7 separate regions of the Homo sapiens genome follow, and all the other regions are linked to region 6. A link is a contact called in ENCODE Hi-C or POLR2A ChIA-PET data. All regions are on one chromosome and are shown on one strand. The core of a region is the stretch at or near the end of the contact, and the rest is flanking DNA. Distances in the headings are between cores, read along the strand shown.

What was found. A loop is a pair of places that touch in the nucleus more often than their neighbours do. ChIA-PET counts read pairs that join two places held with the same protein, here RNA polymerase II (POLR2A). Pooled maps may share reads with other maps.
Region 1: a map of PC-9 shows a loop between it and region 6 (5-fold over the local background). The contact joins the promoter of RNF26 here to the promoter of BCL9L in region 6. A Hi-C loop is called at or near these places in 6 of 168 maps with a recorded cell type or tissue (GM12878, IMR-90, K562 and 3 more), 21 of 37 single-sample maps with no recorded cell type and 16 of 50 pooled maps. POLR2A ChIA-PET finds 5 or more read pairs at or near these places in 6 of 52 experiments (A549, BJ, HCT116 and 3 more).
Region 2: a loop to region 6 is called in a map of endothelial cell of umbilical vein, with 3 times the contacts of the local background. The contact joins the enhancer-like site here to the promoter of BCL9L in region 6. A Hi-C loop is called at or near these places in 11 of 168 maps with a recorded cell type or tissue (CD8-positive, alpha-beta T cell, Caco-2, PC-9 and 8 more) and 17 of 50 pooled maps. POLR2A ChIA-PET finds 5 or more read pairs at or near these places in 12 of 52 experiments (A673, BJ, CD4-positive, alpha-beta T cell and 8 more).
Region 3: a pooled map shows a loop between it and region 6 (3-fold over the local background). The contact joins the promoter of DRC12 here to the promoter of BCL9L in region 6. A Hi-C loop is called at or near these places in 4 of 168 maps with a recorded cell type or tissue (CD14-positive monocyte, K562, PC-9 and 1 more), 6 of 37 single-sample maps with no recorded cell type and 14 of 50 pooled maps. POLR2A ChIA-PET finds 5 or more read pairs at or near these places in 2 of 52 experiments (A673 and naive thymus-derived CD4-positive, alpha-beta T cell).
Region 4: a loop to region 6 is called in a map of ascending aorta, with 4 times the contacts of the local background. The contact joins the promoter of MCAM here to the promoter of BCL9L in region 6. A Hi-C loop is called at or near these places in 14 of 168 maps with a recorded cell type or tissue (GM12878, K562, PC-9 and 11 more), 17 of 37 single-sample maps with no recorded cell type and 25 of 50 pooled maps. POLR2A ChIA-PET finds 5 or more read pairs at or near these places in 3 of 52 experiments (OCI-LY7, PC-9 and WTC11).
Region 5: a map of gastrocnemius medialis shows a loop between it and region 6 (6-fold over the local background). The contact joins the promoter of USP2 here to the promoter of BCL9L in region 6. A Hi-C loop is called at or near these places in 7 of 168 maps with a recorded cell type or tissue (Right ventricle myocardium inferior, cardiac septum, gastrocnemius medialis and 2 more) and 9 of 50 pooled maps. POLR2A ChIA-PET finds 5 or more read pairs at or near these places in 1 of 52 experiments (activated CD4-positive, alpha-beta T cell).
Region 7: a map with no recorded cell type shows a loop between it and region 6 (7-fold over the local background). The contact joins the enhancer-like site here to the promoter of BCL9L in region 6. A Hi-C loop is called at or near these places in 6 of 37 single-sample maps with no recorded cell type and 3 of 50 pooled maps. POLR2A ChIA-PET finds 5 or more read pairs at or near these places in 1 of 52 experiments (activated T-cell).

Annotation. Positions count from the first base shown.
Region 1 is chr11:119,333,101-119,336,252 of GRCh38, forward strand. It overlaps RNF26 (ring finger protein 26), which reads left to right and starts at 1,427. Exons shown (of 1, transcript NM_032015.5): 1 at 1,427-3,152. The coding sequence starts at 2,023. RefSeq lists an enhancer at 1,069-1,960.
Region 2 is chr11:118,613,918-118,616,899 of GRCh38, forward strand. PHLDB1 (pleckstrin homology like domain family B member 1) reads left to right here. Exons shown (of 23, transcript NM_001144758.3): 3 at 642-765; 4 at 2,124-2,294. Among named protein-coding and RNA genes, the nearest start is that of PHLDB1, 7.8 kb to the left of the region's middle. RefSeq lists enhancers at 1,534-2,051, 2,052-2,568. Within about 2 kb of position 1,559, at least 2 of the 41 ENCODE cell types and tissues checked have a DNase peak (open chromatin) inside an H3K27ac peak, as active enhancers do; they include A673, where a contact is called at or near this core.
Region 3 is chr11:119,194,314-119,197,175 of GRCh38, forward strand. DRC12 (dynein regulatory complex subunit 12 homolog) reads right to left here and starts at 1,528. Exons shown (of 7, transcript NM_001145018.3): 1 at 1,486-1,528; 2 at 1,111-1,186; 3 at 610-681. The coding sequence starts at 1,174.
Region 4 is chr11:119,315,863-119,319,043 of GRCh38, forward strand. It overlaps MCAM (melanoma cell adhesion molecule), which reads right to left and starts at 1,268. Exons shown (of 16, transcript NM_006500.3): 1 at 1,173-1,268. The coding sequence starts at 1,239. RefSeq lists a silencer at 1,547-1,606 and an enhancer at 2,848-2,897.
Region 5 is chr11:119,380,207-119,382,991 of GRCh38, forward strand. USP2 (ubiquitin specific peptidase 2) reads right to left here and starts at 1,484. Exons shown (of 13, transcript NM_004205.5): 1 at 1,267-1,484. USP2-AS1 (USP2 antisense RNA 1) reads left to right here and starts at 1,572. Exons shown (of 4, transcript NR_034160.1): 1 at 1,572-1,702. RefSeq lists an enhancer at 562-1,551.
Region 6 is chr11:118,924,525-118,927,364 of GRCh38, forward strand. BCL9L (BCL9 like) reads right to left here and starts at 1,402. Exons shown (of 10, transcript NM_001378213.1): 1 at 714-1,402. RefSeq lists enhancers at 119-188, 560-1,061 and silencers at 1,257-1,306, 1,507-1,646, 2,467-2,526.
Region 7 is chr11:119,258,763-119,261,612 of GRCh38, forward strand. All of the region lies in intron 2 of CBL (Cbl proto-oncogene), which reads left to right. Among named protein-coding and RNA genes, the nearest start is that of MIR6756, 53 kb to the right of the region's middle. RefSeq lists an enhancer at 1,856-1,915. Within about 2 kb of position 1,354, at least 4 of the 41 ENCODE cell types and tissues checked have a DNase peak (open chromatin) inside an H3K27ac peak, as active enhancers do.

The DNA.
Region 1 (3,152 bases), core at 177-2,676, 410 kb after region 6:
GGGCGATGGGATCAACTGTCTTGAAAGGGAGGTGGGCACATTCTCCAAGATTTGACACTGGCGGGAGGATGCGAGTAGGAAAATAAAAACATCAGCAACACATCACAACACAACAAACCATAACCTGGCCAGGGCCTGAGAGCAGGGAGAGAGAAAGGGTAGGAAGAAGCCAGAGGAGTTTCAGCGACTGCAGTCCTTCCTCTGCACTATAGCGTACCCCTACCACGATCCCAAGGCCTCAGTAAAGGTTTGCTGCACACCTCAGCTTCTTATCAGTGATGCTTTGGAGAATGAAGGACTCTGAGGCAGTGTTCAGGGCAGACTGAAGGAGGACGGACACTTTCAGGAGCCCAGGAGTGGAGATGGAGAATTCAACTCAAGTAGGAAATTCAGCAAAGGTGACCAGGGGAAAGATAAGTCCACTAGGAGTCTGCTAAGCATCCTTGGAGTTAGTAGAAAACGCCAGGATTCCCAATATATTTGGGATGGGGTTTCAAATATATTTTGACTATTGTTTGAGTATTAAAGAAAAGGGCAGGGCCGGGCTTGGTGGCTCACGCCTGTAATCTCAGCACTTTGGGAGGCCGAGGCGGGTGGATCACGAGGTTCAGGAGTTCGAGGCCAGCCTGGCCAACATGGTGAAACCTCGTCTCTACTAAAAATACAAAAATTAGCCGGGTGAGGTGGTGGGCACCTGTACTACCCGGGAGGCTGAGGCAGGAGAATCGCTTGAACCCGGGAGGCAGAGGTTGCAGTGAGCCGAGATCGCGCCACTGCACTCTAGGGTAGGAAGGCCCAGGGTAGGAAGCTGAGCGGTTTCTAAATCTGTAGCCCCTTTTTCTCAATGACAATGAAGTAATCTTCCGAGATGTTGAAAAACCTGGTGAGGAAAGTTTGGAATAGCAGTTTGGGAATCCCCTGTAATAATCTGCTTTCCCTTGTGAACAGCAGGCACTGTCTTAAAATTTTTTTGTATCCTCAATGCACTGTAGGAGTTCAATAAATGATAGAATAGATGAATAAATAGAAGAGAATGAGGAGACGGATCTGGGCAGGCTGCGAAGGCGGTGCTATTCCAAAGCCCAGCCCAGAGGCAGTGACCTCCGACCCAAGCCAAAAAAAAAACCTCGCGTTCAGAGGCCGGGAGAAAGAACAGCTCCCAAATTGAGGGGAGTCCAAGACCCTGCTCTTTTAGAGGGTGGGGCTAGGAGAGCGTATTTCGACGCTGCCCGCCAACGAACCAATCCCCGCCTAAAGGGGGAGGGGATTTAATCTGTCGCCTCTCCTTCCCTTTGGAAAGTAAATACGTTCGGGCGCCATTCAAACGGACCAATGAGTGATCGACGTTTTTGTGGTTGGCCTTCACCGATTGGCTGGAGTTTGTCGTCCCTCCCTCCTCGTCACGCCTCTGGCTCCACCCCTTTGCACACAAGATGGCGGCGCCCAGCGGAGTAGGGGCTGCGCTTGGGGTTTGCTGAAGCTGGCTGCCTCTCCCACTCCCCTTTTGGGTGCAAAGCGCCGCTAGCGGGAAGACGGGGGCCGGGCGGGGACAGGGGCACCTGCGTAGCTGGACTGAGAGCCTGCGCCCAGCTTACATCGACCCCACCCGGCCCCGGCCCGACCCGACGCGACCCGATCCGATCCGATCCCATTCCATCCGTTCCTCGTCTCCTCCCGGTCTGACCCGTTGCCCGGCCGTGGTTCGCCACACCAGGCATCCAAAGCTGAGGTCGCTCCTACGGCCTGGGCTCGCCTTCGCTTTAGAGATGTTTGGCCTCTTCCCTCCCAAACAGCCCATCTTCAAAACCTGGACTCTTGGACTGGCACCTGGCCACCTTTCCCTCTACCAAGACTCCACTTCCGTCTTACCCACTTCTTCCTCAGATTCTTGGTACCCCCTGGGTTGGAGACTGCTCATTTTCCTTCCAAATTAATCCCAGACCCCCTAAAATATTGACAACCTTGACAACCCCCCAACCGAGGAGCCAGACTTTGTTTTGGACTAACTTCCATAGCCCTATCATGGAGGCAGTGTACCTGGTAGTGAATGGGTTGGGCCTGGTGCTGGACGTGCTGACCTTGGTGTTGGACCTCAACTTCCTGCTGGTGTCCTCCCTCCTGGCTTCCCTGGCCTGGCTCCTGGCCTTCGTCTACAACCTGCCGCACACGGTACTGACTAGTCTTCTGCACTTGGGCCGCGGAGTCTTGCTTTCATTGCTGGCCTTGATCGAAGCCGTGGTCCGGTTCACATGTGGGGGCTTGCAGGCCTTGTGTACTCTGCTGTATAGCTGCTGCTCTGGCCTAGAGAGCCTAAAGCTCCTGGGGCACCTGGCCTCTCATGGGGCACTGCGGAGCAGGGAGATACTGCACCGGGGCGTCCTCAATGTGGTCTCCAGTGGCCATGCTTTGCTGCGCCAGGCCTGTGACATCTGTGCCATTGCCATGAGCCTGGTGGCTTATGTGATCAACAGCCTGGTCAACATCTGCCTCATCGGCACTCAGAACCTCTTTTCCCTGGTGCTGGCCCTGTGGGATGCAGTGACCGGGCCTCTGTGGAGGATGACGGACGTAGTGGCTGCCTTCCTAGCCCACATTTCCAGCAGTGCTGTGGCCATGGCCATCCTCCTTTGGACACCCTGCCAACTAGCCCTGGAGCTGCTGGCCTCAGCTGCCCGCCTCCTGGCCAGCTTTGTGCTTGTCAATCTCACTGGCTTGGTGTTGCTAGCTTGTGTGCTGGCAGTGACGGTGACTGTGTTGCATCCGGACTTCACCCTGAGGCTGGCTACCCAGGCACTCAGCCAGCTCCATGCCCGGCCATCCTACCACCGTCTTCGAGAGGATGTCATGCGGCTCTCTCGCCTAGCACTGGGCTCAGAGGCCTGGCGCCGAGTCTGGAGCCGCAGTCTGCAGCTGGCGAGTTGGCCAAACCGGGGAGGGGCACCTGGAGCTCCCCAGGGTGACCCTATGAGGGTATTCTCAGTTAGGACCCGGAGACAGGACACTCTTCCTGAAGCGGGGCGCAGATCAGAGGCAGAAGAGGAGGAGGCCAGGACCATCAGAGTGACACCTGTCAGGGGCCGAGAGAGGCTCAATGAGGAGGAGCCTCCAGGTGGGCAAGACCCTTGGAAATTGCTGAAGGAGCAAGAGGAGCG
Region 2 (2,982 bases), core at 309-2,808, 310 kb before region 6:
AGGCAAGAGAGATATAATAGGGATGGGATCAGCTCTTCTACCCCCTTGTGGTCCCAGCCCAAGGATGAAAGGAGCAATTCTGTTCCTCTCTGCCCTTCCCCAGGTCCCAAGCCTATTAACAGCTCAGTCTTTATCTGAATCAGGTTAATTGGTTCACCCAGAAACTACCCATCGAAAGTCCGAAAGCAGTTTACAGATTGACCCTGGGCTGTATCACTCTCCTTGATCCATGCCTCTATCTTCCCTGTACTTGAGCTTAGCAGGGGCAAGCAATGGCCACGTGGATAGCCATGGACAAGTCTGCAGGGAGCTTGATTGGCCTTCCTCTACAGTACCCCTGCTGCTTATCCAATGCCACCCCCACCCCCCACCCCTTTCTCCTTGCTTCTGTTTTAATAGACAAAAGGCACAGTTAAGCCAAGACTTGCGATAAATCCAGTGGGATGAGTTAGTGGCCTAGATTCAGATCTAATTACAATTTAGTGGAATCATGCTCTGTGTAAGATTTTGTGCTAAGCCTTTCAGCACCCTCAGAGCCCTTCGGAGAGGGGCGAGGGCTGGAGAGAGTGCTGGTGTGACTGGTTTAGGGTGGTAAGGTGCTGAATCTAATGATGCTTGTCCTCCACCCGTACTACCTACAGAAAGGACCCTTGGACCTGATCGAGACAGGCAAAGGGCTGAAAGTGCAAACGGACAAACCCCACCTGGTGAGCCTGGGCAGTGGGCGACTCAGCACAGCCATCACCCTCCTGCCGCTGGAGGAAGGTAAGTGTGAACAGGGCATCTCACTCACCACCCCTCTATCCTTATAGGCATTCCTGCCCTGGAGGCCCACCTCCTGCATGTGTTGGGGCCCTTCTACTGTCTGCTGGTGCTCGCCTCCCCACACCACCAGCTTGCTTCCCTTGTCTCTGCCTCCCCAGACTGCCTGCCTTCCTTGGTAGATGATCTGGTTCCACGACTGGGCTTAAAGATCAGCTTAGAAACAAGGAGGAGAGGCCAGGTGTGGTGGCTCACGCCTGTTATCCCAGCACTTTGGGAGGCTGAGGCAGGCGGATCACGAGGTCAGGAGTTCTAGACCAGCCTGGCCAATATGGTGAAACCCCATCTCCACTACAAATACAAAAATTAGCCAGGCGTGGTGGCACGGGCCTGTAGTCCCAGCTACTCAGGAGGCTGAGGCAGAAGAATCGCTTGAACCCAGGAGACAGAGGTTGCAGTGAGCCGAGATCGTGCCACTGCACTCCAGCCTGGGCAACAGAGCGAGACTCTATCTCAAAAAAAAAAAAAAAAAAAAAAAAGAAGAAGAAAAGAAACCATGAAGAAAGCACTGAGAGAAACAGGAGAACACATTGCTCTTAGCAACCAATGTGGCCAAGAAGAAAAAGGGCCCCGCTCCAGGGCATTGTCTTGCATGGGAGGGTATACCATAGATGGAGAATGGAGAGATGGGAGTCAGGGCAAGATCTCCCAAGATGAGGCCCTGGCACAGCCCCCTTCACCTTTCAGCTTCTGCCCGCCCTCTCTACTCTCCTGGCTGCACTTGTTGCCTGGGTGATACTACATTCTCCACATTCTCCAAATACCAGTCCCAGGGGCTCTGTCAGCGGGAGGGGCTGTTCTTGCTGCAGTTAGGGGAGAGCCTGCACTGAAGAGAGAGGTTGCACTGAAGAGAGAGGTTAGCAAGGGAGACGAAGTGTTGCAGGTAGCAGAAGCGGGGGAGAGAAGAAGGAGAGAAAGGGAGATTTAGAAGAAATGAGGAGTAGGATGAAGGGGAAAAAGGATAAAGGACAATAGGGAGAGGCAGTTGGGGGAATAAGGGAAGATCTGCAGAAAAGCAGTCTTCCTTCTCCATCTGTGGAGTCTAGGTCCTACTGTGTGCTGTCTGGGTCTTCCCATCTCTGGGCCTCCCATTCTCAGGCAGAGTTTTCTCTGTTTGAGAACAGCGTCCATCACTTACTGTATAGACCAGGCTCAGGGGCCTAGTAGGGGTGGCCAGTGGTGGGCAGAGATTCTCCCTGGAGTAGGAGGTGGAAATATGTTTCCACTGTGGCCCTCCTTGCCCTGTCACTGCCTCCTCAGCCTGGACAACCCCTCTGATTCAGTTTGCCTCTTGTCTCCAGGGAGGACGGTGATTGGCTCTGCAGCCAGAGACATCTCACTACAGGGCCCAGGCCTGGCTCCAGAGCACTGCTACATCGAGAACCTGCGGGGCACCCTCACCCTCTACCCCTGTGGCAATGCCTGCACTATTGATGGGCTCCCTGTCCGGCAGCCTACCCGGCTCACTCAGGGTAAGGCTGGACACCTCCAGATGGAGGGGGCCTCTGTTTAAAGGCTTGTGTGTATTAGGCACAGGGGAGGCTGGCTGTGGTGGTTGCCATGGTAACTGCCTGAGTGACCATACTGGGAATGGAGTACTCAGGTGCATCTGGATGTGCCTAAACAACATCCCAAACCCTTTCAGCATCCAGACATGTTTTCAACCTGCTTTTCTTCTCTGGTCACCCCCAACCTGTCTCCACATACTATGGGGAGAGAAGAGGTTCTGATTCCCGCCATCAGAGGGCCTGGGGCATGATGGCGTTGTTAATGGTTGTTGGGGAAGAGCAATTGGAGCAGCAGTGAGAGGGTATCAATGGCATTGTTCCATGATGCCAAGAGGAAGTTGTTTTGAGAAGCTGGAGAGGAGGACAATACTTCCTGATGGGGATGGGGCAAGGGTAAATCTCAGGACATGCCTGCTCCTGTTACAAGACTGCTGACAGTAACTTTTGGGTCACGAATATAACCCAAAGCAATAGGCCATTCTGTTGTGTAAGGTAGCTCTAAAAACTAGGCCCCTGGCTAGGCATGGTGGCTCACGCCTACAATCCCAGCACTTTGGTAGGCCGAGGTGGGTGGATCACTTGAGGACAGGAGTTCGAGATCAGCCTGGACAACATGGTGAAACCCTGTCTCTACCCAAAATACAAAAATTAG
Region 3 (2,862 bases), core at 278-2,777, 270 kb after region 6:
ACCAGCCTGGCCAACATGGTGAAAACCCGTCTCTACTAAGAATACAAAAATTAGCCAGGTGTGGTGGCCACGTGCCTGTAATCCCAGCTACTCGGGAGGCTGAGGCAGGAGAATCGCTTGAACCTGGGAGGCAGAGGTTGCAGTGAGCCGAGATCACACCACTGCACTCCAGCCTGGGCGACAGAGCACAAGACTCTGTCTCAAAAAAAAAAAAAAAAAAAAAAAAAAAAAATAAATAAATAAAGTAGCCAGGCATGGTGGTGTGCACCTGTAATACCAGCTACTCGGGAGGCTGAGGCGGGAAGATTGTTGCGGCCCAGGAGTTAGAGATTACAGTGGACTATGACCATACCACTGCACTCCAGCCCGGGCAATAGAGCAAAATTCTGTCAAAAAAACCAAAAAAAACAAAAAACAAACAAACAAAAAAAACACCTTCCTTTATCAACTCTCACTGCCCACCCTCTCTCATCATCTTTTTCCACTAGGGGATGGTTAGGGTCAACTTAACCCCCCACCATACCTCCAACTCTCCAATCCCCCAGGATACAGAAATGCCCCATTTCACTTCCCCTGTTGCCCACCCATGCCAGCTTCTACCCTCCTTACCCAAGTGGTCTCGGAGCAGCTCCTTCTCCAGCACCACCAGCCTGTGCCTGGACTCGGCCACCACATCTGCACCTGCGGTGGCAAGTGGCAGAGCCTCAGCTCTTCATGATCTCAGCATTCCTCACTCTGCTCACATCCTCACCCCACACCCTGCACTTTTGCCACAGCAGACCTGAGGACCACTAAATGAGGTATCCACAGTGGCAGAGTCTACTGAAGTCAGCACCGTGTCCTCACCGACCAGCACATAACAGATATGCAAAATACACATGACAAATATATTAGGAAGGCACAGAGCTAGATGGGGCTTAAAGGAGAGCGTGGGTGACCATTTCCCCACTTCCTCAGCTCCCTGGATCTGGCTGTGAGGACATGAAAGAGGTAGGTCAAGAGAGCTCCATCCTGTCCTGCAGAAGGCTGAATTCTCTCTGGAGGAGCTCTGCGTGGTCTTCATGGCAGAACATGGAGAAGCAGGGGGCACCTCCACCCACCATGACTCACCCCAGTTCTTTTTCTTCTTCTGTGCCCCAGATTTCTTCCCTTTTTCTTTGTTTTTAGGTGGCATCTCCTTGCTGTCCTGGGAGAAGGAGGGGACCTTATGTTTAGGTCTGGACACAGGGATGCTTTCCTGAGCTTTAGACTGAACCAGGAGACTCTCCTGAGTCCAAATTTGTCTCTCATATCCTTCAGAAAAGTCAGTTCACAGTCTCTTTGGAACCTCAGACAGGGTTGGGGTCAGTGGGGAGGATGGAGTTTTTTCTCTCAACCAGGCTGACTCTGTACAGAAGTCATTCCTTGCAACTCTCTTTTAGAGAAACGAAATCCCTGTACCTGCTCCCCTCCCTCTTCCCATCATCCTCAACCCTCACTTCCTACCTGTAGGATCCTCTCCTGCCAGCGTTGGGGCTCCCCGTGGAGTGACCCACTCGTGGGGAGTGGCAGAGAGAAGGCCCAACTAGCGAGGAGCCTGAGGCGGGGCCTGGGTCCTGGGAGCCAATCCTTGGTGGCAAATTTCTCTTGAGGGCAGGACTGAGGGCTGGAAGGTTGGGTTTCCAGAGGCTGTATGTTGTCCAGGCAACTGGGAAACATGGAGTTCACAGGAAGGTGGAATGGGCTAAATCAGCTCACAAAGTTTAAAATATCAAGGTCTCAAAGGGTCAGTTCTTTCCTTATCCCAAAATCCTAAGTATAGTTTGAAAAGAAAGGGCTTTGGAGGTCGATTAGTTATGATTCATTGCCATGTAGACATGGCCTGCAATTTGGAGACTTCCAAATTCAGATGTACACATCTGAGATAATATGTGGTGCTGATACAGAGGAAAAGGACTGACAGTAGCCATGTTGGACAACTGACATCCCGAGGTCCCACCAGCAAAATGACATTAGTAGGCTTAAAACTGAAGATCTAAGCTGGGGCGGTGGCTCGTGCCTATAATCCCAGCATTTTGAGAAGCTGAGGCAGGAGGATTACTTGAGGCCAGGAGTTCGAGACCAGCCTGGACAACACAGTGAGACCTCATTTCTACAAAAAAATTAAAAAATTAGCCTGGTGTGGTGGTGCACACCTGTAGTCTCAGCTACTTGGGAGGCTGAAGCAGGAGAATCACTTGAGCCTGGGAGGTTGAGGCAGCAGTGAGCTATGATTGCACCACTGCACTCCAGCCTGGATGACAGAGGGAGACCCTGTCTCAAACAAACAAAACTCCCAGACCACCGAAGATCCTCTTCAGTACACTGTAGAATGAGGGTAATAAGTGCAGGAATAGGTAGTCCAGGGAGTTTCCCACTTCAGAGAAATGAGACGCAGAGGAATAGTGGACCCATGGACTCTAGGGTACTGACCTAGAGGGATGCAAGTGTGGAGGAAAGAGCTCAGGTTAGAGACAAGACATGTGAGTTTGAGTCCCAACTGTGGATATGTAAACTGAGGCGAGCCATTTGACTTTGCTCAGCATCAGTTTCCTGATCTTTAATTGTTTGATTTTGCAGCTCTTGAAAAGCCTGTGTTTTAGCTGCGTGTTTACATGGCTATCTTCTCTCCTAGTGACTTAATCTATTGCTACATTTCCCCATTCCCTTGTGTGGTTGATTTTCAGACAGGTGTTGAGACATTGCTTTGTGAGGCTCCCTGTAGCATAGAGTTGGTTGGGGCTCCCTCTAGTGGACTTGTTTGACCTTCTCCTGAGTTTCCTACATTTTTGCTTTTAAATTATTTACTGGGCAACAGTGGGGGTGACTCCCTTTGGGGATACT
Region 4 (3,181 bases), core at 18-2,517, 390 kb after region 6:
GGGCAAGGGCCAGGCAGTGGGCAGGAGTGACGTCAGTGGTGCCAGCGTGCTGCCAGCCCTGTGAGGAGGTGATGTCACTCGACACCATCTGCCTGGGCTCTGGGATGCCTGGGTTGTTACCTTGGCTCTCGGACAAGGAGGGCAGGTGGAAGGTGGGGTCTCCAACCCAGAGCCTCAGACCCCTGACTCCTCCCAGAGCTAGAAGAGCAGGGCAGGGTGGAGCTGGACCGGCTGCAACTGTGGAGCCCGATTTAGCCCTTTCCCCAGAAATAAAGTCAGCCTGGGAGGCAGTAGCCTGGAATACCCCAGGGACATGGTTGGCACTGGGCATGAGGCCAGCGAGCTGGGTATTGCCTAGCCCTCCCCTTCCCCAGCCGGACAGCGGCTGGGACGGCGGAATGGGAGCCAAGAGAAACACGCGACACCGCTGCGGGCCATACAAGGGCAGCGTGGACCCGAGAGCGCCCTGCTACCAGGCGGATCCGGAGAAACGCTCCGAGGTGCCCGGGCGCACTTCCCACCTGAATGTGGTCCCCAAAATAAGCCAGCGGGCGCTTCCAGTATGGGAATCCTCCATCCCTCATCTCTGTCCCCTATGATCCCATCACTCGGGGAGGCGCGAGGCGACCCACACCGCCCCGCAACCCCTGCCAACGCCCAGCTCGGGCGGGAGCCGCCGAACCTCCCGCTCTCGCTCACCTCCAGCCTGGCGTGATGCCCAGGCAGAAGGGGGAAGGGGTGGGTCGGCGCACCCCCTCCAGCGAAGGAAGCTGCCTTTTCCAGCAACAGGCGGGCGCGGAATTCAGGCTTTGAGGATGCGCCCCAGCTGCGCCTCCTGCCCGGCTTCAATTGCGGGCCCCCAGAGTGAGCACCTCAGGGACCACCCACCCCCCAGCACCCCGAAAGGCTGAGCTCCACCCCTTCTCGTTCCCAGAAGCAGCCTCCTCCCCGCCTTCCGAGTGCTGCTCCCGGGATACTCTAGAATCCCGGCTGCAAACTGGCTGCAAAGAAGAGTTGCTCGCGCGCAAGGCGCCCGGGGATCGGGGACCCAGGGAGGAGGCTCGTCCTCCCAGACGCAACGCCCCGACCCCGCCGCGCCGCTGGCTCTGCTCCCTGGCACGCTCCACCGCAGACCCCTAGCCGGGGCGCGGCCCCCCTGCGAGCGAACTCACCCGCGACGCGAGGACAGCAGCAGCAGGCGGCGAGCAAGAAGGCGCAGACCAGCCTGGGAAGCCCCATGCTTCCCGGCCGGAGGGCGAGAGCCAAGTGAGCAGCTCGAGGCTGCCGGGGGCTGACGTCAGGGGGGCGGGGGAGGGGGCCCGGAGCGCCCGGGCCCGCCCCGCCCCGCGCAGCCCCCAGCCCCCGCCCCGCGCGCCGCAGCCCTAGGGGGCGGGCCCCGGCGCCGCCAGCCCGGGAGCTGCGCCTAGGAGCGCTGCCGGAGGTAGGCCAGAGCCGGACTCCCAGGCTCCTGGCTTGGGAAGGCTGAGGGGGTAGTGACAGGTGTCTCGGGGTCTGACTGGCCGAGGTGGCAGCGAGGAGAAGCTGTCCCGGATGCCCGGAGTCGCCCCGGGTCGAAGCCAGCCAGGCTCACCGCTGCTCAGCCCCTGCCAGCCAATGTAGCCCCTAGGGGACCTCCTGGGGGAGGAGCAGTAGCGGACCTGGTCCTCGGTGTCCCCAAGGGGCCTCCCACTTGGGCTCCCCTCCCTTGCCACAGAGAATTCAGGCCGGCCTCTATCGCTTCCCAGAACGATTGCACCACTGCCGCTGCCGCCGGCCTGACACTGCCTCAGCCTCAGTGCTGGCAGCTTTGGGAGAAGAACCCTGCGCCAGTCCCACAGACCCAGAAGTACCTGTATGGGGAGTGCAGACGATGCCTTCTGGGCTGTCCCTTCAAACGCAAGCTCCTGCAAGTCTAGCCTTTGACCAGAGAAAGGAAGGAGGGGGCTGAATTCGCAGGCCCAAGGTGTTCACACTTGTCCAGACCTGGGCCTTGAGAATCATGTTTCTTCCCTCTTCACTCTGGAGCCTACCCTGGAACTCAGTTTCCCCTCACCTAAGAGAAAGAAACAGGGAGAAGAAAGAGTTAATGGGCGAGGGTCCCCAGCCTGACCCTGCAAACCTGTTGCTGTTCCTGATGATTGAAAGGATCCCGGCAGCGCTGATCTTCCCCCACCCCATGTCTTCCCCAGCCCTATTGATTGTGGGTCCATAGCTGAGGGAAGAATCAAATCAGACCTGCTTGGGTGGGGAGCTCTGCAGCTCCCCTTCTCCCAAAACGCCGGCTTCTCCCTGGGTCTTCTGGCCTCTTGAACTAAGGCTCTAGGGAGGGGGAGGTGCTCTTGCCTCACTCTGACCCCAGCAGCCTGGCCTCAGAAAAGGGGTCCACATCTGCTGGCGCGCCTCCACCAGGGAGTGCCAAATAGGGGCCTGGATTTGGGTAGAGGTCTGTTGCCCAGCGGGGCCACCCCTTTGCTCGCTGGGGGAGGTGGAGGGTGAGCCAGCAAACCCTGGAGATGGCCAGGTGACTTGAGAGCATGCTCCGGGGTGGCGTTTTGATGACGCAGAGATGACTGGAAAACCACACCAGGCTTGTCTTTCAGAGCCTTCTCGACCCCTCCTCCAATGCCATTAGTCTCCAGCCAGAGGCTGTGCAGAGCCCAGGCCCACCGGGCCAGGGGCCTGGAGCCTGGAGCCTGCAGGGAGAACAAGAGGAGGACGCTGGCTCGCCCTCCAGAGTGAATGTATGGACTGGCCCCAGGCCCAGAGCTGACTAGATGAGAATGTTTTGTCTGCTGGGCTGGAGTGGGAATGGCTGAAGGATGCCGTTTGCCCTGGCAGGCCCGGCTGGGCATGGAGCTGGCTTCCCTGCCCAACCCCCTTCCTTCACTTAACACCATTAACTAATCATTCGCCTCTCTGGCCTGAAAACAAAGCCAGCTAACCACCAAGGACAGTCAGTTCTGAATTCTTCTTCCGCTGGAGGAGAGTGAAGCCAGGTGGGGGTGGAGGATTTGTCTCTGCGGTGAAAGGGAAATGAGGTCAGAGCCTAGAGCCCAGGGTGACGTCCCTTCGCATTGCCCCACCAAACAAGCACAGAAGACTGTCCTTTAAGGAAGCCAGTAGCCTGGGGCTGTCTAGGCTGCTCGGAAGTGGGTCATAGCCTCAGGGGACAGATAGCTTT
Region 5 (2,785 bases), core at 234-2,733, 460 kb after region 6:
GCTCCCGGCCGGAAGTGTGCCTTTCTAATGCCAGAGAACAGTCCCTTGGTTTTCTGAACTGACCATGTCCCATAACTGGGAAGGGCAAACAAGGCTTGCCATCTTCCTAGACGTCCAGTCCACCAAGCAGAGAAAGGCCAAGCCCATCTGGGCTCCTTCCCCCTTTGCCTAGAAAAATACGGCAAGTGCAGCTTCCCCCAGGCCACCAGGAGAATGCTTGGCCCCTCTGGGGTGGTTCCACTCTACCTGTGGGAGGGCTCAGGATTCCAGGGCCACAGAGCCGGGCTGGGCAGGGTCACAAGAGGAAGGAACGGGGTTCTTAGCCTCTCTGGCCTTGGTGCACTTGTCTGCTCCCAGGACGTTTCTCGATGGCTCTCCCCGAGGACTGGGAGTACCCAGCCTGGTGCCTCCACCCTGTCTTAGCACAGGCTACTGACTCAGCCCAGGTCCTAATGATGCACTTCAGAGGACGCCCTCATTCCAGTCCTCATTCTGACTCCAGTCTGACATGCATCTACAGCATCAAAGGAGGGGGCCTGCCTCGACCTTAGCCCAATCAGCTCTCCTTTCCTCTGCTTTACGGGGGTCCATCTGGGGGATGTTCTCATGCCCATTCCAGGGGAGGTGAGCAGCCCCTACCACTACCTCCAGCTCAGTCCCATTCTAAAGGCAGCCAGGTCAGGAGGTAGGATGTTCACTCTTCAGGGAAGGGCTAGAATGGGTTGGCTAGGGCTTCCCTTGACTGTTGAGAAGTTGCTCTCTCCGGAGCACCGCGTGCCTGCTTCTGGTTTGGGACTGGTGAGAATTTCAAAGCTGCCTCTTTCTGGTTTGGGATTGGTGGAAAATCTCCCCTTCCGCTTAATTGTTGCCCAACCCCCGCCCCTAACCCCCTTTAGCAAACTGACCGGGGAGCTTTAAGAGCAGCGAGTGAGCTGCACGCACACGTGGGGAGGGGGTTTGTCAGTGTCGCTCAGGCCACATACCACCGATATACACGGGGCACAGCGAGGAGGACCCGCCAAAGCAGCATTTCCTTAGAATACACTGATCAGCACACAGTTGGCTCTTCCTGGCACCCTGGGCTGTCAGCAGGCAGCCCTCACACAACTGGCAGACACAGCTGGAGCGTCCCTGCACAGCCGGCTCTCTCCCTATATTTCTAGTGTCCACTCTGCCCAGAATGTCGTGGACACCTTACTTTCTGAGCTCCAAACCGGCACTGATCCCCGAATCCCCCCTCCCGGATCCCCGACAGGTGGCACGTACCTGCCTCTTCTTGGAGTATGGACGAGTCGAACCGGGCACAAGCATGGAGCTGCGGGTGAGTCCCGGCTGGCGCTGGCGCGGCGCAGTGAGCACCAGCTGACGAAGAGGGCTCCCCGGCCTCGGCTCCTGCCTGACTCTCTCCCACCTCCGCCGGGGGCCCAGAAGGGACCTCCCCGGGAAATCGGCGCCACCCAGCGGGCAGCCGCCTCATCGCGCCTGGGCCGGCAGAGCCACACCCCGCGTCTCGCGTCACTGAGTCGCGTCACGGCTATTGGCTTGTTCCTACTGTGGCGTCATTAGAGCCCGGCCTCCGGCTGGGGCCACCCAGGCAACCGATATACACAGAGAACCACGTGGAGGAAAAGCACGCGAGTTTGGAGCGGGTGGAGCAGGAACAGAGGTGGACTGGAATGTCACACGACGGGGCAGCTGGAAGGTATTGGGAAAGAAGAGGCGTCATGGGAGAAGGCTCGGAACTTGAGCCCTGGGGCGTATCAACTTTCAGTTTTTAGGGAAGGCTAAACGTCCCCCACTCCCCTTCTCACTGGGCTGGGGGAGGTCCTGTTCCTCAGCCTCTTCTCTTTTTCTCTGCTGTCAAAGACACTCTCCGCTCATTTTACTTTCATGGGACCAGTGATTAGTGATGAATGCCTGAGTGGGTAAACGGAGGCACTGAGTCAATGAAAGAATTCTCTTTGGTCTTTTCAAGAAAAAGCCGAGACAAAACTTGAATTTTTGCTGCTCCCATTCCTTTTATGTAACCTTCTCCCGACTCCCCCGATGTTGATGAGGAAAATCGCACAACCAGGTAGCTGGGTACCAAGGCGAATCCAGGTTTTCAACTTCAGCTGCTCCATCAACCCTTGCAGCTGCCGTTAACTCCTCCCATCTTCACCATAGATCTCTCTCTCCATCGCTACTCTCCTCAAGTCCTTCCTTCTCTTCTATTTCCCAGAGAAATCAGACGCAATCAAGAGGGGAATTCTTAAATTTCTACCTACAAACATGTCTGAATCCATTCTTATCAGGAGCAGTGAAAGAGGCACCCCTGTTCTTGTCCAAGGCACGATTCCCTTCTTGATTTCAACTCTTGTTTTGTTTTTGTTTTTGTTTTTTGTTTTTTTGAGACGGAGTGTCGTCGCTCTTGTTGCCAAGGCTGGAGTGCAATGGCGCGATCTCAGCTCACTGCAACCTCCAGGTTCAAGCAATTCTGCCTCAGCCTCCCAAGTAGCTGGGATTACAGGCGTGCGCCACCACGCCAGGCCGATTTTTTTTTTATAGAGTCTTGCTCTGTTGTCCAGGCTGGAGTGCAATGGCATAATCTCGGCTCACTGCAACCTCCTCCTCCCGGGTTCAAGTGATTCTTGTGCCTCAGCCTCCCCCGAGTAGCTGGGATTACAGGAGCCCACCACCACGCCTGGCTAATTTTTGAATTTTTAGTAGAGACAGGGTTTCACCGTGTTGGTCAGGCTGGTCTTGAACTCCTGACCTCAGGTGATCCACCAGCCTCAGACCCCCA
Region 6 (2,840 bases), core at 152-2,651:
TGTCTCTTCTGAAACCAAATTCCAGCAGCCCTGGAATAGGACCTACCCCAGCGCAACAAGAAGCCTAAGCTCACTTCTCTTCCTACATTCTTCCCCGAGGGTTCCTTTGGATCAAGACAGGGGCCACCTCCCCTTAGCAGCGCAGGGACACTTCCAAGGAACTGTATGACTGCCCCACCCCCCAGCCAAGCCCACATCACTCAGAAGCCTTGGAAGAAGAGACTCCTCAGTCACAGCCCCCGCTACTCACAGGCAGTGCCTGGGAGAAAAGGGTGACCCCCAGCTCTCCCCAGTCCCAACCCACCTCCTTCTGGAGGCTCCTATCAGCCAGAGGAGGAGGGCTGGGGTGCTGAGACCCACGGGGTTGGTGAGCCTGGGAGGGGGACTACATCTCCCAGAAGCCCCCAGGGCAAGGTTCGCTGCTCCAGCTGGCCCAAGGCCGGCCTTGTTCTCTGCGCTAGGGTGGCAGGGTCCCCTGGCTGTCCCTAAGCCCTCCCCACGGTGTTCTGGAGCTGCCAACCTGATTGGGGGCTTAAGAGTAGCCTCCACTGACCCTGGGGGAGTCCCCCACACCTTAAACAGCCTGGGGGTACGTGCCAGAGAGCAAGAGACAATCAGACTGTGTTTCCCCTCCCCGATTCAAACTGGATCTCCCTCCTCGCGCCTCTGCTGGCCTGGCATGACTTTCGCCTTGCCCCCAGCCCACCCCTCACCTCACGCGGATTGGGGGGTCCTCACGCCAGGCCGGAGCTGGACGCCATGACCAGGTCAGGGTCGTTGTGTGGATGGGGGTCCTCCTGCTCGCCAGTTGGAGATGCAGAGGGGGCGGGCAGGCGGTGATCTTTTGATCCTGGACGCCTTGATCTCAATACCAGCCCGGCCCGGGAGAGGCTATCCGGGGATCGCTGGGTGCCTGGGTTCCTGCCTCCCAACCGCGGAGCATGGTCGCGGGCGCCGGGCAGTGGCGGGAGAGCGCGCACACCCGCCGGGGCCGGGGCGCGGGGCCGGGGTCTCGGCCCCGAACCTCAGGGCTCCGGCTCCTGCTCCTGCTCCTCCTTCCCTTGCTTGCTTGCTTGCTTCCTTCCTTCCTTCCTCGCCTCTCCTTTCCTTTCCCCAAAGCCCGCGGGAATGCCGGGCGCTGGGTGGGGAGGGGCTGTCTGGGCGCTTATTGTTGGTCGGACTCCGAGGGTCCGGGTCACAGCCCCCGGGCGGCGCGGCGCCGGGGGACCCAGGCGTGCGGGCGTCCGGCCGGCTGGCTCCGGGCGGCGGCGGTGGTGCAGCGGCCCCGGGTCCGGGGCATGTCCAGCCACTGGCTCCGCCGCGCGCCGCCGCCTCCCCGGGCTCCCCTGCGCTGCCGGAGCCTCGCTTGCCCCTCCACTCGGCTCCACTCCCCAGCCTGAATAAGCATCGGGGCTCTCTGGCTGCCTCCTTCTGCCTTCATACCAGAGCCCGGAGAGGCCCCTGTCAAAATAAGAGCTCCCCCATCTCGCTTGCCTCCTCGCCCAACCCGGCTCCCCCAGCCTCCCAGTGGTCTGACTCGGTAAGGCGCCCGGCCGGCTAGCGGGAGGCAGGTTGGCCCGGGGGCGGGGAGGGGGGTTTCTGCTCTCCTCCTCACTCCTGAGAACTGGGGAGGAGACGCGCCAACAACATCCCAGGCTAGGGAAAGGTTTGACAAACCTACCTTCCTATCTGCACTGATTGGAAGGAGTGGAAGTTGCCTGGACACACGCGCGCGCACACACACACACACACACAGCACTGGGTCCCCTCTTCGTTGTACCCACCCACATCCATAATGCACTGAGCATCTCTTTATTCATGTCTCTCCTAGTAGACCATGAGGTCCTTGAGGACACAGACTGAGTTTTTTCATCTCAATCCTCAGCAGCACAAAGTGCATGCTAAGAAAATGTTTGTGGAAGTGAAACCTTTGTCTTCTCAAAAGAACTCTCCTAACCTAACCTCAAAGTGCTTCTCTCTCTCTCTCTCTCTCTCACACACACACACACACACACACACACTCTCACCACCCTATAGGACGATCGAGGCAATGAAAAAGAAAATGTAAAGCCCTTTTTTTTTTTTGAGATGGAGTTTCGCTCTTGTTGCCCAGGCTGGAGTGCAAAGGCGCGGTCTCAGCTCACTGTAACCTCTGCCTTCTGGGTTAAAGCGATTCTCCTGCCTGAACCTCCCAAGTAGCTGGGATTGCAGGCACCTGCCACCATGCCCGGCTAATTTTGTATTTTTAGTAGAGACAGCGTTTCACCATGTCGGCCAGGCTGGTCTCGAACTACTGACCTCAGGTGATCAACCTGCCTTGGCCTCCCAAAGTGCTGGGATTACAGGCGTGAGCCACCGCGCCCGGCCCAAAGCGCTTTTTAAAAACATTTCACATGTTTCAATGCTCACCACAAACCTGCAAGAAAGAGGTTATGGTCCCATTACAGAGGTGAGGAAATTGAGGTTTGCATTACCTAAGGACTTACCCAGAGCTACCCAGCTAGAAAGTGGTAAGCCCAGGACTAGAATTTGGGTCTCCTTATCCCAGGGCACTTTCCCTGTTTCCTACTGTCCCCACCCACCCAGAATTAATAGCAAGTGACAAGCATTGACTGTGTCTGATAGGAAGAACACTAGCCAGCCTGCTTGTTCCTGCTGTTTCCTCGGCCCTCTCCCCTGCCCCTCCTCACAGATGGTCCCCAGATAGTTCTAGCCTCACTGACCTCCCTCTCTTCTGACCACCTATCCCATCATAGCATCTGAGTACTTCCTGATGTGTTGTATCTTGTCACACACACACACACACATATATATATACACACACACACCCCTATATATGT
Region 7 (2,850 bases), core at 104-2,603, 330 kb after region 6:
CTTTTTTGGTTCCGTATGAATTTTAGGATTGTTGCTTTTAATTCTTTAAAAAATGATGTGGGTATTTTGTTAAGAATTGCATTGAATCTATCGATTGCTTTGGGCAGTATGGTCATTTTCACGATACTGATTCTTCCAGTCCCTGAGCACGAGATGTGTTTCCATTTGTTTGTGTATTCTGTGATTTCTTTCAGCAGTGTTTTGTCATTCTCCTTGTAGAGATCTTTCATCTCCTTGGTTAAATATATTCCTAGGTTTTTATGTGTTGTTTTCTTTCAGCTATTGTAAAAGGGATTGAGTTCTTGATTTGATTCTCAGGTTGGTCATTGTTGATGTGTAGCAGTGCTGCTGACTTGTATACGTTGATTTCGTAACCTGAGACTTAACTGAATTCACTTATCAAATCTAGTTGTCTTTTGGAGGAGTCTTCGGGGTTTTTTTTAGGTATGTGATGATATTATTGGCAAAACAGAGATAGCTTGACTTCCTCTTCCAATTTGGGTGCCCTTTCTTTCTCTTGCCTAATTGCTGTGCCTGGGTAAGTTGGTAGTCTTATGTGGCTTTAAGTTTCTTGTATTCTGCTTAAGATACATTTGTGATTTTTTTCTCCCATGTATTGTTTATTCTTATGTTTTTCCCCATTTATTGAATATACCTCTGCTTATTTGACAATACTGAAATTTTGTGTATTTACTTATATATTAGAGCCACTATGCAAAAGTAAACAGTATTTACTAAATTTATGTGAATTTAGTAAACACAGTAAATACTATTTACTTTTGCATAGGGGCTCTAATGTTCAAGTTCCATATAAATATAAATATTTCTGGTGGGAGAATTATGATAGATACCACTGGATGGGTGTTAGAACTCCCCAAAATTGATAATTTTTGAGGTGCTAAGATACTAAATGTGTTTTCATCAAGCTTATATAAAAGATACTGAGAAACAAAGATTGGGTCTCAAAGAGATGGCATTAGTTTCTGCCTTAGGTGAGAACAACTAAAAAATTGGCATCGTTTTCTTATAAATATAGCTCATTTGGGACATGGATTGTATTTCCAAATACCTGTCACATGGATTTATTCTGCCTTTTGTAGGAGAAACCTGTAATATTGTTCTTTTGTATCCTTCCGATTCTATCTCACTTACCTCCACACTCTTCTCAAAGGGGGAAACTCAGTTTCAGCTTGATTATCTTGTACAAGGGCACTAGCAAATGGACCGTTCCATTCCCAGAGATGCCAACAATCTTACACAGATTATTCACAAATCTGTTTTCCCAAGCTACCTGCTAGTTATACTCATGTTAGTATCTTCCCACACTCAAAATACCTGAACACTGAATGTATCCTCTTCATCAGCAAACCAACTTCCTCTTTCATGTCCCGTTACTGAGTTAGTACTGTATAATGTAGTGAGTAGTGATGATGAGCATGGATTGATTATTGGCTTAGCTTCTTTTTTTTTTTTTCTTTTTCTTTTCTTTTCTTTTTTTTTGAGATGGAGTGTCACTCTGTCGTTCAGACTGGATTTAGTGGTGCAATCTCGGCTCACTGCAACCTCCACCTCCTGGGTTCAATCAATTCTCCTGCCTCAGCCTCCCGAGTAGCTGCGACTACAGGCACGTGCCATCACGCCTGGCTAATTTTTGTATTTTTAGTAGAGATGGGGTTTTACCATGTTGACCAGGCTGGTCGGCTCAGCTTCTTTATGCCTAAATTGTCTCATCTGTAAAATGGGGATAATATTGGAATCTGATGGGATTGTAAGTGAGAATTAGTTAAATAACAAAATACGTAAAGTGCCTGGTACTTAGTAAGCCCTTAAAAAACATTAGCTTTTACATTATTACCAATATATTATTGGTAATACCCTAGGTTTATCTCCTCTCTTACTCAGTCATACTCTTGATTTTACTGCTGCAGTCTGTCTCAAATCTGTCTTTATTTTACTGCCCCTGTTACTTTTCTATCTCAGGCTCCCATTACTTTTCTACTGCACTACTATGCTGATTGATCTCTCTGCTTTCGCAGTTTCTTCTTTCATTCACCTTCTACATTGCTATCATTTTCGGTCTTAAAATGATCAGATATCACTCCCCAGTCCCAGATCCTTAATGACTCCCCACTGCACTGCATTTGTATTTTCTTTCACTTTGGCAGTTAAATCTCTACTTTTTTTTTTTTTTTTTTTTAATGGAGGCAAAGTCTCCAGGCTGGACACTACAACCTCTGCTTCCCAGGTTCAAGCGATTCTGATGCCTCAGCTATCCGAGTAGCTGGGATTACAGGTGTGCGCCACCACGCCTGGCTAATTTTTTGTATTTTTAGTAGAGATGGGGTTTTGCCATGTTGGCCAGGCTGGTCTCGAACTCCTGACCTCAGGTGAGCCGTCTGCCTTGGCCTCCCAAAGTGCTAGGATTACAGGCGTGAGCCACCGCGCCTGGCCTCTAGATTCTTTTCCATGGAACATTTATTGAAGATTTCTCTAGTTTTTGTCCCTTTTAATAGTCTTATATTCGGACAGAGAACATTCCATGTTCTTTCTCAAGTTTTGCAAAGCTTAGTATTAGCTACTCTGTTTATTTGTTCAGGGAAATGCTATGTTTAAATGGAAATCGATGTCTAAGTTACATACTCAGGAGTTAAATAATTAATGGTAACTAGATATAGACTTTCTACATATTTGATTAGATTCTATTAGTGCTGTCTCAGTATAATTTGTATCTGTATATTTTAAGTTGATTGCATTAGCTTTCTAAAAGGTGCTTGGTGGTGGTTGTCATTTGTTGAGGGAGAGGGTATGAGAAGTTTTAAAGATTTCAGCATTATCTTACTGATATGTTTG